Linked DNA regions of Homo sapiens: region 1 is linked to region 2. The links are chromatin loops, found by intact Hi-C in ENCODE. Cell type or tissue: heart right ventricle. All regions are shown on one strand. Each heading gives the region's core, and the rest is flanking DNA. Links, peaks and the distances in the headings are about the cores only.

Region 1 (4,765 bases), core at 1,542-4,041, 660 kb before region 2:
AACATTGCATTTTAATTTGATATACCCAGTAATGGCAGGAGGTTGATGAACTTCGCTTCTGTAATACAATTTTAACTAAAATAGTAATGTTAAAACTCTTTGGGAAATGCATAGTACAGATTATAAGTAGGCAGCTATTTACATGATCCCTAAATTCTAAGTTTAAAATTATGTATACTTCTAGTATGTTTCTTATTCAATTTCTATTATAAATAGCAGGAAAAGGCAAATTTATGCTTTTCAGAAATTGCCTTTTCTAAGAAGTTGAAACTCAAAAACAGCTTAAAATGTTAATGGTGAAGGGAAAATAAAGCCAGTATTAGTTCAATTTAGTATTCTAGTCATAATAATAGTATGTACCAAGCAGTGTTGTAAGTATTGGAACACATTTAATTCAGTAGAGAGGTTTTGGTTTTCTAATCCTTTGTGGTCAGTTCAATAATCCCCTAACTGCAAATTCCTTTTGATTTATCATTTGTTAAAAACTTTGGCAACAGTAATTTTTAGTTTGAGTCTTCCATTAGTCACTCCCAGGGGTTAACAAGAATAGCAGGACCTACGAGTTGAGAATAGAAAAGAGGTAAAATGTTAAAACCAACAGTACATTTGCCATGAATTTATTTATTTATTAGACAGAGTCTCGCTCTGTTGCCCAAGCTGGAGTGCAGTGGCGCGATCTCAGCTCACTGCAACTTTCGCCTCCTGAGTTCAAGCGATTCTCCTGCCTCAGCCTTCCGAGTAGCTGGGACTATAGGTGCGTGCTACCACACCCAGCTAATTTTTTTTGTATTTTAGTAGAGACGGGGTTTCACCATGTTGGCCAGGGCGGTCTCAATCTCCTGACCTCGTGATCCATCCACCTCGGCCTCCCAAAGTGCTGGGATTACAGGCGTGAGCCACTGTGCCCGGCCTGACATTTTTTTATAAAGAAAGATGAAGGAACTTTGAAATGCCTTTCCTGAGCCTGGCTAGGAAAGTGGAACTTGAGTTATCTTACAGGGTTTATAGCTCCCAAAGGTAAAGCAGAGACTTTTTGGAGGGGAAAATTTGAAAAATTAACTAGTTGACTGAATTGGCAGGTTAAAAGTGAGTTAAAGTTGACCCTCGAACAACGTGGGTTCGAATTGTGCAGATCAGTATATATATGCAGATTTTCTTCTGCTTCTGCCAACGTGAGACAGCAAGACCATCCCCCTTTTCCTCCTCCTCTTTAGCCTACTCAGCGTGAAGACAAGGATGAAGACCTTTTTGATCATCCGTGTCCACTTAATGAATAGTAAATATATTTTCTTTGATTTCTTTAATATTTTTAGCTTTGTTGTAAGAATAAGGTTTATAATCTATATAATAAAATATGTGTTAATTGATTATTTATTAATATATCATCAGTAAGGCTTCCAGTCAGCCATAGGTTATTAGGAGTTAAGTTTTTGGGAAGTTTAAAGTTAATATACAGATTTACTGCTACATGAGGGGTCAACATCCCTAATCCCTGCATTGTTCAAGGGTCAACTATATTTTACCTTTTTTTCAGAGTTAACTTCAACTCCTAGTAATGGAACACAAGGATAGAGGACCAAAACCAGTGGTAAAATGCCATTTATATGTGTTACTCACAAGTAAACATGATTTGATAAGCATCTCATTGGCACTGTAGGAGAAAAGAGATTATATGACAAACTTTTCTGGAAAGCAAAAGACATGTCTTCTGACCACTTATCCAGCATCTGTGAGATGGCAGAATCTAGCTGTGGTATGATTCTAATTTTTTTTAAGGTAAACATTAAGAAAGTCTAGGGAATTCATTTGCAAACCCAGTAATCCTTTTCTTCCCCCTCCCCGCCCCCCCCCCCCCCCCGCTAAATAGTGCTGATTGTGCGTTCCCAAATTTCTCCTGCTCAGGGGAGTTTGCAGGACCTTACCCTGCAAGCTTAGAGGGGAACTATCCTTTTAGGTTTTCAAACTTTTAAACTTTGAATGCTTCCAAATTTACATGTGGGACAAGTCTGGCTCTAGTTCATAAAACTACTTTGCAAGTAGAGATCCATATGCCTTATGTAGAATGTAATTTCAACATATTTCTAAGTAAAGCCTTCTTTGAACTTAAATTGTTGTACTTTTTAAAAGCACCCTCTAAAATAGGGTAGAAATGTAGAAAATTTAGAAAAATTGACATACATTTTCAATTGCATATCAAATATAGCTTGAAATTTGGAACCAGTCTCTGAGTAGCTATTTGTCCTATGAGCCTAACTGCATAAGTATGATATGTGGGTAGAAGGAACATGTGGGTACAAGAATGTCATCAAATGGTGCATGTGACCAAGAGCATTCAGTGACCATGTGAAGGACTAGCTCTTTGACTAATGCCTCGTCCATGTTGAGAAGACAGTCATAAGACTGGAAGCACTGACATTTGAATTTAGGTTCACACCAGAGGAAGACATTAGTCATTTACTTTGAAATTCTGACTTTTTCCACCTTTTCCCACTCTCCAGTTCCCTGTGCCCAAAGTATAATTGTACCAAAAAAATCCTCTAGCCAAAAATGTAACATTAATGTCTACAGACTTAATTACATAACCCCTATTCTTTTAAATTCATACTCTTTATTATATGCATATGTATAATGAGGAATATTTTTCTCAAAGTGTTGTATGTGGTCACAAGAAAGTAAACTGGAAACTAACACTAAACTCCAAGTAAGAATGGAACAAATTGGAGCTTTTTGTGTTCAGAGCTGTACTGATTTTGGCCACAAGATGGTGCTGTAATCCTATTGCACAATTTAGTATGTGAATTGGCCATTATGGGGAACCTATTTTCTACCGATACAGGAAAGATTATGTCTATATGGCACAGGATTACCATGAAATATGACTTTTCAAGGCCCCTTTCGGCTCTAATATTCCATGAATACTTCTTCAGGAGCCAGCTCACCTTGTTCTTCCCTCGCCTTTGGATGTTACAAGAATTTGATGTATGAACAATTCACCTGAGATGTGAAGGTATGGATTTTTGAGCTCTTTTCTATTCACCGGAAAGAAGGAAGAGTGCAGGGCTGCCATAGATAAAACTTTTAGAAGACCTTTTTGCAGGCCTCTTCTTGGTGTTTCTTTCTTCCTACTTCCTTTTGTTGATAGGAGAAGATGCACTGCGGAGGCAAGGGAATCCTGTGTCCATCGGGACAGTTCCTGAAGCCAGACGTAGACAGTCTTCCCATCAGGGTGGCCAGCTCACAGCAGCCCTCAGCAGAGGGGTATGCACTGAGGATGCTCAGCTGCCAGCATGCTGCCCACGTTCTTCATCCTAAGCCCACTTTGTTTTTCTTCCCCTCAGTTCATCCCTGTTCCATTTCCCCCAGCCTTAGTTTGCAAAGTCCCTCAACTATTGTCCTCTGGGACCTAGAGTCTCTTAACTTTGGTTGAGTATCAGAGCACTTACTTGAAAGCCATGGTTCTCTCTGTATAATACCAAGAATGATTGCTAGATCTAATCCCATCATGCAAACTAATAACAATTTTTCCTGGAACTTATACAATCAAAAATCACAATCACACATGCTCCTGAAAAAAGAAAGCTGTTTTGGCATTGGTGGTCTTTGTGCTTTCCATGACTATTTGTTGTTCATTTATCTGCCTGCCTATTAGTGTTTACTAATACAGAAGACTAATGGTTTAAGAAAACTTTCTGGGAGAAAAACAATTGGGAAAGTTGAAAACATTAACTTATTCCTTCTTCAATTGAGGAAGAACGACATTATTTGATTATTCAGAGGAGTTCAAGGAGTATCTTTTCACCTGAGCTGTTGTGTATTAAAATTGCAAATGAAGGCCTGGCATGGAGACTTATGCTTGTAATCTCAGCACTTTGGGAGGCCAAGGTAAGAGGATTGCTTGAGCTCAGGAGTGAGACCAGCTGTGATGCATAGCAAGACCCTGTCCCTATTTTATTTTTCAAATTTCAAATGAACTCAGTTTGTTCTATTCTGATCCTCTTTTTTGCAGAAGACATGAGTAAAGAGGTCATTGACAGAGAAGGATATTTCCGAGAGGGGAAGAGTTTGACTTTCTGACAATGTTTCCTGTACATAAACTATTGATGTCAGCATCTTCACATGAAGACATATCAGTAAGGGCCAGGAGACGTTTAGCAATAGACTTACACAGTTAATAAGACAAATCTAGTAAAAAAAAAAAAAAAAAATCAGCTGAGCGTCATCAGATGAACTGACTTGACAGTGATGTTCATGAGGCTCCTGGCAGTCCGCCACCAGGACTCAATTCTTGGTCCTGGGATTTTTTTATTGTTTTTTGTCTAGGAAGGATAGGCATGGAGGCCCGCCATTCTTCACTTTACCTTTGGCAAGAGATTATAAACTTCAGATGAAGGGGGTATAGCACTAAGAAATTTAAAATTTCATTTTCATTTTGCCACCTAATAATTTTTTTTTTTTTTTAAGAGATAGGGTCTCAGTAGGTTGCCCAGGCTGGTCTCAAACCCTTGGGCCTCCCAAAGTATTGGGATTATAGGAGTGAGCCACTGCACCAGGCCCCTAATAATAATGTTATCTGCAAACATTAACAATGTACTTGGTGTGAAGAACGGTGATTTCTTATCTTGCAAATTTCTCATTTAAATCACACCATCTCTATTTTTATCTTCAAGATTCAAGAGAGGGTCAAGGTGGGATCATAAACTTAGATGAAGGAGGTATGGCACCAAGAAATCAAAAATTTCACTTCCATTTTGCTACCTAATAATAA
Region 2 (4,765 bases), core at 1,134-3,633:
TGAGGGTACAGGGATTTTATAAAGGATGGATCATGAATTGCAGAGGGCAGTGTGGAAAAGGTTCTAAGAGCCGTAGAGGAGTAGAACATAGGGCCAGACAGGGGCTGTGCAGAGCTCTATGGGGGTTCGAGTGAGGAAGATTCCAGATGACCTGAGAATCTGGGTCTTATTAGGGTGATTGACACACACAAGATTATGGGACTTGAGATTCATCCTGGGGGATTCATGGCAGTGGTGGTGAGACTTTGCAGGCTGGAGGGTGGAGAAGGAGAGATATTTCAAGCTTTCTTTTGATCTTGTTGGAGGAGAGGAAGTCCAGACAAGAGGCATTTCACTGGCCCCAGTTGATGTGTTTAAGAACTTCTAGGGAAGATGGATGTTGCTCCTTGCAGGCACCATATAGTTACTCCTGTTTGTGTAGAAATGGGAGGCCTAGGGTGTTTGAGACTCAGTTATTAGGTTGGTGAAAAAATTATTGCCACGTAATTGCAAAAACCGCAATTACTTTCGCATCAACCTAATACATTTAAAGTTTTAAGAAGCAACGTGGGACAAAGAGAAGTTATGTGGGAATTGTTCTTTAAGTATTTGCTATTATCCTATTAAAATAGAAGCAATCGTTTCATCATAGTCTAAAATCATGACAACCAAAGTTAATAAGTAGCAGAGTCTGTGCCACTTTGATATCGCTCAGATGAATTCCTCCCAGGGGACGGTGTCAGGGATGTTCTTCAGATGACCATGTATCAGTGCATGGAGAAGAATATCTTTTTCTTTTTGAGATAGAGTCTTGCTCTGTGGCCCAGGTTGGAGTGCAGTGGCGTGATCTCTGCTCACTACAACCTCTGCCTCCCGGGTTCAAGCAGTTCTCCTGTCTCAGCCTCCTGCGTAGCTGGGAGTACAGGCACGTGCCAACACACCTGGCTAATTTTTTGTGTTTTTAGTAGAGATAGGGTTTCACCGTGTTAGTGCCAGGATGGTCTCGATCTCCTGACCTCGTGATCCGCCTGCCTTGGCCTCCCAAAGTGTTGGGATTACAGGCATGAGCCACCGTGCCCAGCTGAATATCATTTTTAAAGGAACTAAACTAGCCATTCAAAAACCTGAGTTCAAGTTCCACTTTTTAATTAACTAATTGTGAATTTTCATGCTCATTATTCTCTTTTCATTTTATTCATTTATTTACTTTTTTTTTTGAGGTAGAGTCTCACTTTGTCACCCAGGGTGGAGTGCAGTGGCACAATCTCAGCTCACTGCAACCTCTGCCTCCTGGGTTCAAGTGATTCTCCTGCCTCAGCCTCGCAAGTAGCTAGGATTACAGGCGTGTGCCAAGCCACCATACCTGGCTAATTTTTTTGTATTTTTAGTAGAGACAGGGTTTTGCCATGTTGCCCAGGCTGGTCTCCAACTCCTTAACTCAGGCAATCCGCCTGCCTTGGCCTCCCAAAGTGCTAGGATTACAGGTGTGAGCCACCCCGCTTGGCCTCGTTATTCACTTTTAAAATATCAGTATAATGAAGAGTACCTCACAGATAAATGAAAAATAAAATGTGATATGTATACAAAGAAGCACTGTAAACAAAAAAGTAACACAGAAAAATAAGGTGGTATTATCATAGCGAAAATGTTGTCTATTTTCTATAGTTAATCTATGAATATAATGGAAGTCCCAGAAGCATACTTGAAAATACTCAGCAGATCATGTGCCCCATCACCAGTAGCTAGAGGAACAAGTAGTGGTTCTTTGAAAATGGCAATCTCTACTCAGAAATATAAGAGAAAAAATTTTAAAATACTCAAAATAGAATTATCATCATTTGCTTTAGTCAGTAACAGAGACTGCAAAGAATGAGTAAATTTTTACTTACATTAAAAGTTGATATTGGGCTGGGCATGGTGGCTCACACCTGTAATCCCAGCACTTTGGGAGGCCGAGGAGGGCGGATCACTTGAGGTCAGGAGTTTGAGACCAGCCTGGCCAACATGGCGAAACCTCGTCTCTACTAAAGATGGAAAAACTAGCCAGGCTTTGTGGCACATGCCTATAATCCCAGCTACTTGGGAGACTGAGGCAGGAGAATCGTTTAAACCTGGGAGGCAGAGGTTGCAGTGAGCAGAGATCACACCACTGGACTCCAGCCTGGGCGACAGATTGAGACTCCAGCTGAAAAAGAAAAAAAAAGAAAAAAAGTTGGCAGCCAGGCGCAGTGGCTCACACCTGTAATCCCAGCACTTTGGGAGGCCGAGGCGGGTGGATCACGAGGTCATGAGATCAAGACCATCCTGGCTAACACGGTGAAACCCCGTCTCTACTAAAAATACAAAAAATTAGCCGGGCGTGGTGGTAGGCGCCTGTAGTCCCAGCTACTCAGGAGGCTGAAGCAGGAGAATGGTGTGAACCCAGGAGGCGGAGCTTGTAGTGAGCCAAGATCATGCCACTGCACTCCAGCCTGGGGACAGAGCAAGACTCCGTCTCAAGAAAAAAAAAATTTTAAAAAGTTGGCAAGGCAAGGTGGCTCATGCCTGTAATCCCAGCACTTTGGGAGGCTGAGGCAGGTGGATCACCTAAGGTCAGGAGTTCGAGCCCAGCCTGGCCAACATAACAAAACCCCATCTCTACTAAAAATACAAAAATTAGCTGGGCGTGGTGACGCATGCCTGTAATCCCAGCTATTCTGGGGGCTGAGGAAGGAGAATCACTTGAACCCAGGAGGTGGAGGTTGCAATGAGACGAGATTGAGCCACTGCACTCCACCCTGAACAACGGGAGCAAGATTCCGTCTCAAAAAAAAAAAAAAAAAGTTGATATTAAAGTATTTTTTGAAAGGAAATAATAAATGTTACAAGGTTTTATCCTTAAATTAATGCATTTTAGTTAAACATTTCAGAAAGGCTTTAAAATATTTTTAATTTTGGGCCAGGCACTGTGGCTCACACCTGTAATCCCAGCACTTTGGGAGGCTGAAGTGGGCGGATCACAAGGTCAGGAGATCAAGACCATCCTGGCTAACACGGTGAAACCCCCTCTCTACTAAAAATACAAAAAATTAGCCAGGCGTGGTGGCGGGTGCCTGTAGTCCCAGCTACTCAGGAGGCTGAGGCAGGGGAATGGCGTGAACCCAGGAGGCAGAGCTTGCAGTGAGCCGAGATCGGGCCACTGCACTCTAGCCCGGGCGACAGAGCAAGACTCCATCTCAAAAAAAAAAAAAAAAGATACTTCTACTAAAAAAAAATGTTTTGTGACTGAAAATTGACTTACAGAAACACTCATACTTGGAGAAACTTTCCCATGCCTACTTGACATTTCACATATGGTAGTTTAAGCTAAACTAGGTGGGAATGGGGAAGGGACACTGCAAATACAAGGGCAAAGAGAGAGGAGAAAGTGTCCAAAAGCACCTAGTGTCTTCACTGAGAAACAAAAGCACAGTTCCTGCACATGCCATGGAATGTCTGTGGCATTGCATGTCACTATCGTCTTGGAGAAAAAGTTGGTGCCAACCATGGATCTTCTTATGGGAAGAGCTGTTGGTATAGGCATATCAGCTCATTTTGTCTGCAAGTACAAGGAAACCCAAGTCAAATTACCTTAAATAAGGGGTCCCCAACCCCCAGGCCATGGAACAGTACCAATCCGTGGCCTGTTAGGAAACGGGCCACACAGCAGGAGGTGAGTGGCGGGTGAGCGAGCATTACCAGTGAGCTCCGCCTCCTGTCATATCAGCTGCAACATTAGATTCCCATAGAAGTGAGAAGCATATTGTGAACTGCGCATGTGAGGGATGTAGATTGTGTGCTCCTCATGAGAATCTAATGCCTGATGATCTGATGTGGAACAGTTTCATCCCGAATCCATCTCACCCTCTCCATCCCTCTGTCCTTGGAAAAATTGTCTTCCATGAAACTGGTCCCTGGTGCCAAAAAGATTGGGACCACTGCCTTAAATAATAAAGAAATCCATTGGCCCCCATGACCAGAAGCCCAGACGTAGGACAGATTTTCAGTTATGTTCATCTTTGACTCTGGCTCCGTTTCCCTGTGCCTCTTCCAGCTCACTCTGTGCTTCTCCATGGGTCAGCTCCATCCTCAGGCCCGTGGTGAATGGATACGCCAGTTCCAGATGTATAATCTGTGAATGACATCATCCAGAAGCAGACAAATAAAAGCTTCCAGAAGCTGACGGTTCTGATTTAGGGGACCCTTACCTAGAGGATGGGGGAAACCTGCAGTACACTTCTCATGACTAGGCAAGAATTTTCACCTGCCCAATGACGAACAAGAGACAGGGATTTACCCTTCAACCAGAGCTCTGGTAGGCCTAAGGGAGGGATGCCTTCTAGATTAGCAATCGGTAATGCCCACCCCTACTGTTTCCTTCTGCAGGATTTTGCTGAAGGTAGGTACCATGTTTTACTCATTCTTTTATTTCTCATATCTATCATGGTGGCTGGTACATGGTAATTATTCAATAAATGTCATTGAAAAAATAAATTAATAAATGAGTACCTGGAAAAGTGCCAAGTCTGATTTGCCCTGTAGTTAAAAAAAAAAAAAAAGTTCAAATAATCCCTGGTTTCCTTGAAATTCAAAAAGAAGGCATTTTGGCCAGGTGCGGTGGCTCACCCCTGTAATCCCAGCACTTTGGGAGGCCGAGGCAGGCGTATCATGAGATCAGGAGATTCAGACCATCCTGGCTAACATGGTGAAACCCCGTCTCTACTCAAAATACAAAAAATTAGCTGGGCGTGGTGGTGGGCGCCTGTAG

Evidence for each region. Hi-C counts contacts between places; a loop is a spot of excess contacts. Peaks named below come from ENCODE experiments on the same cell type or tissue, not always from the same donor. Only the 100,000 strongest peaks of a DNase experiment are listed, where the experiment ranks them.
Region 1: it touches region 2 in a loop (3-fold over the local background); 14 of 110 quality-filtered maps call a loop at or near these places.

What each region holds. Positions count from the first base shown.
Region 1 is chr2:223,967,713-223,972,477 of GRCh38, forward strand. MRPL44 (mitochondrial ribosomal protein L44) reads left to right here. Exons shown (of 4, transcript NM_022915.5): 4 at 1-2. Among named protein-coding and RNA genes, the nearest start is that of MRPL44, 13 kb to the left of the region's middle. In heart right ventricle, for the core only: a CTCF peak has its summit at 2,753 (motif pointing right); no DNase peak of the experiment used is centred there.
Region 2 is chr2:224,632,844-224,637,608 of GRCh38, forward strand. All of the region lies in intron 2 of LOC105373909 (a long non-coding RNA gene), which reads left to right. Among named protein-coding and RNA genes, the nearest start is that of CUL3, 50 kb to the left of the region's middle. In heart right ventricle, for the core only: no CTCF peak of the experiment used is centred there; no DNase peak of the experiment used is centred there.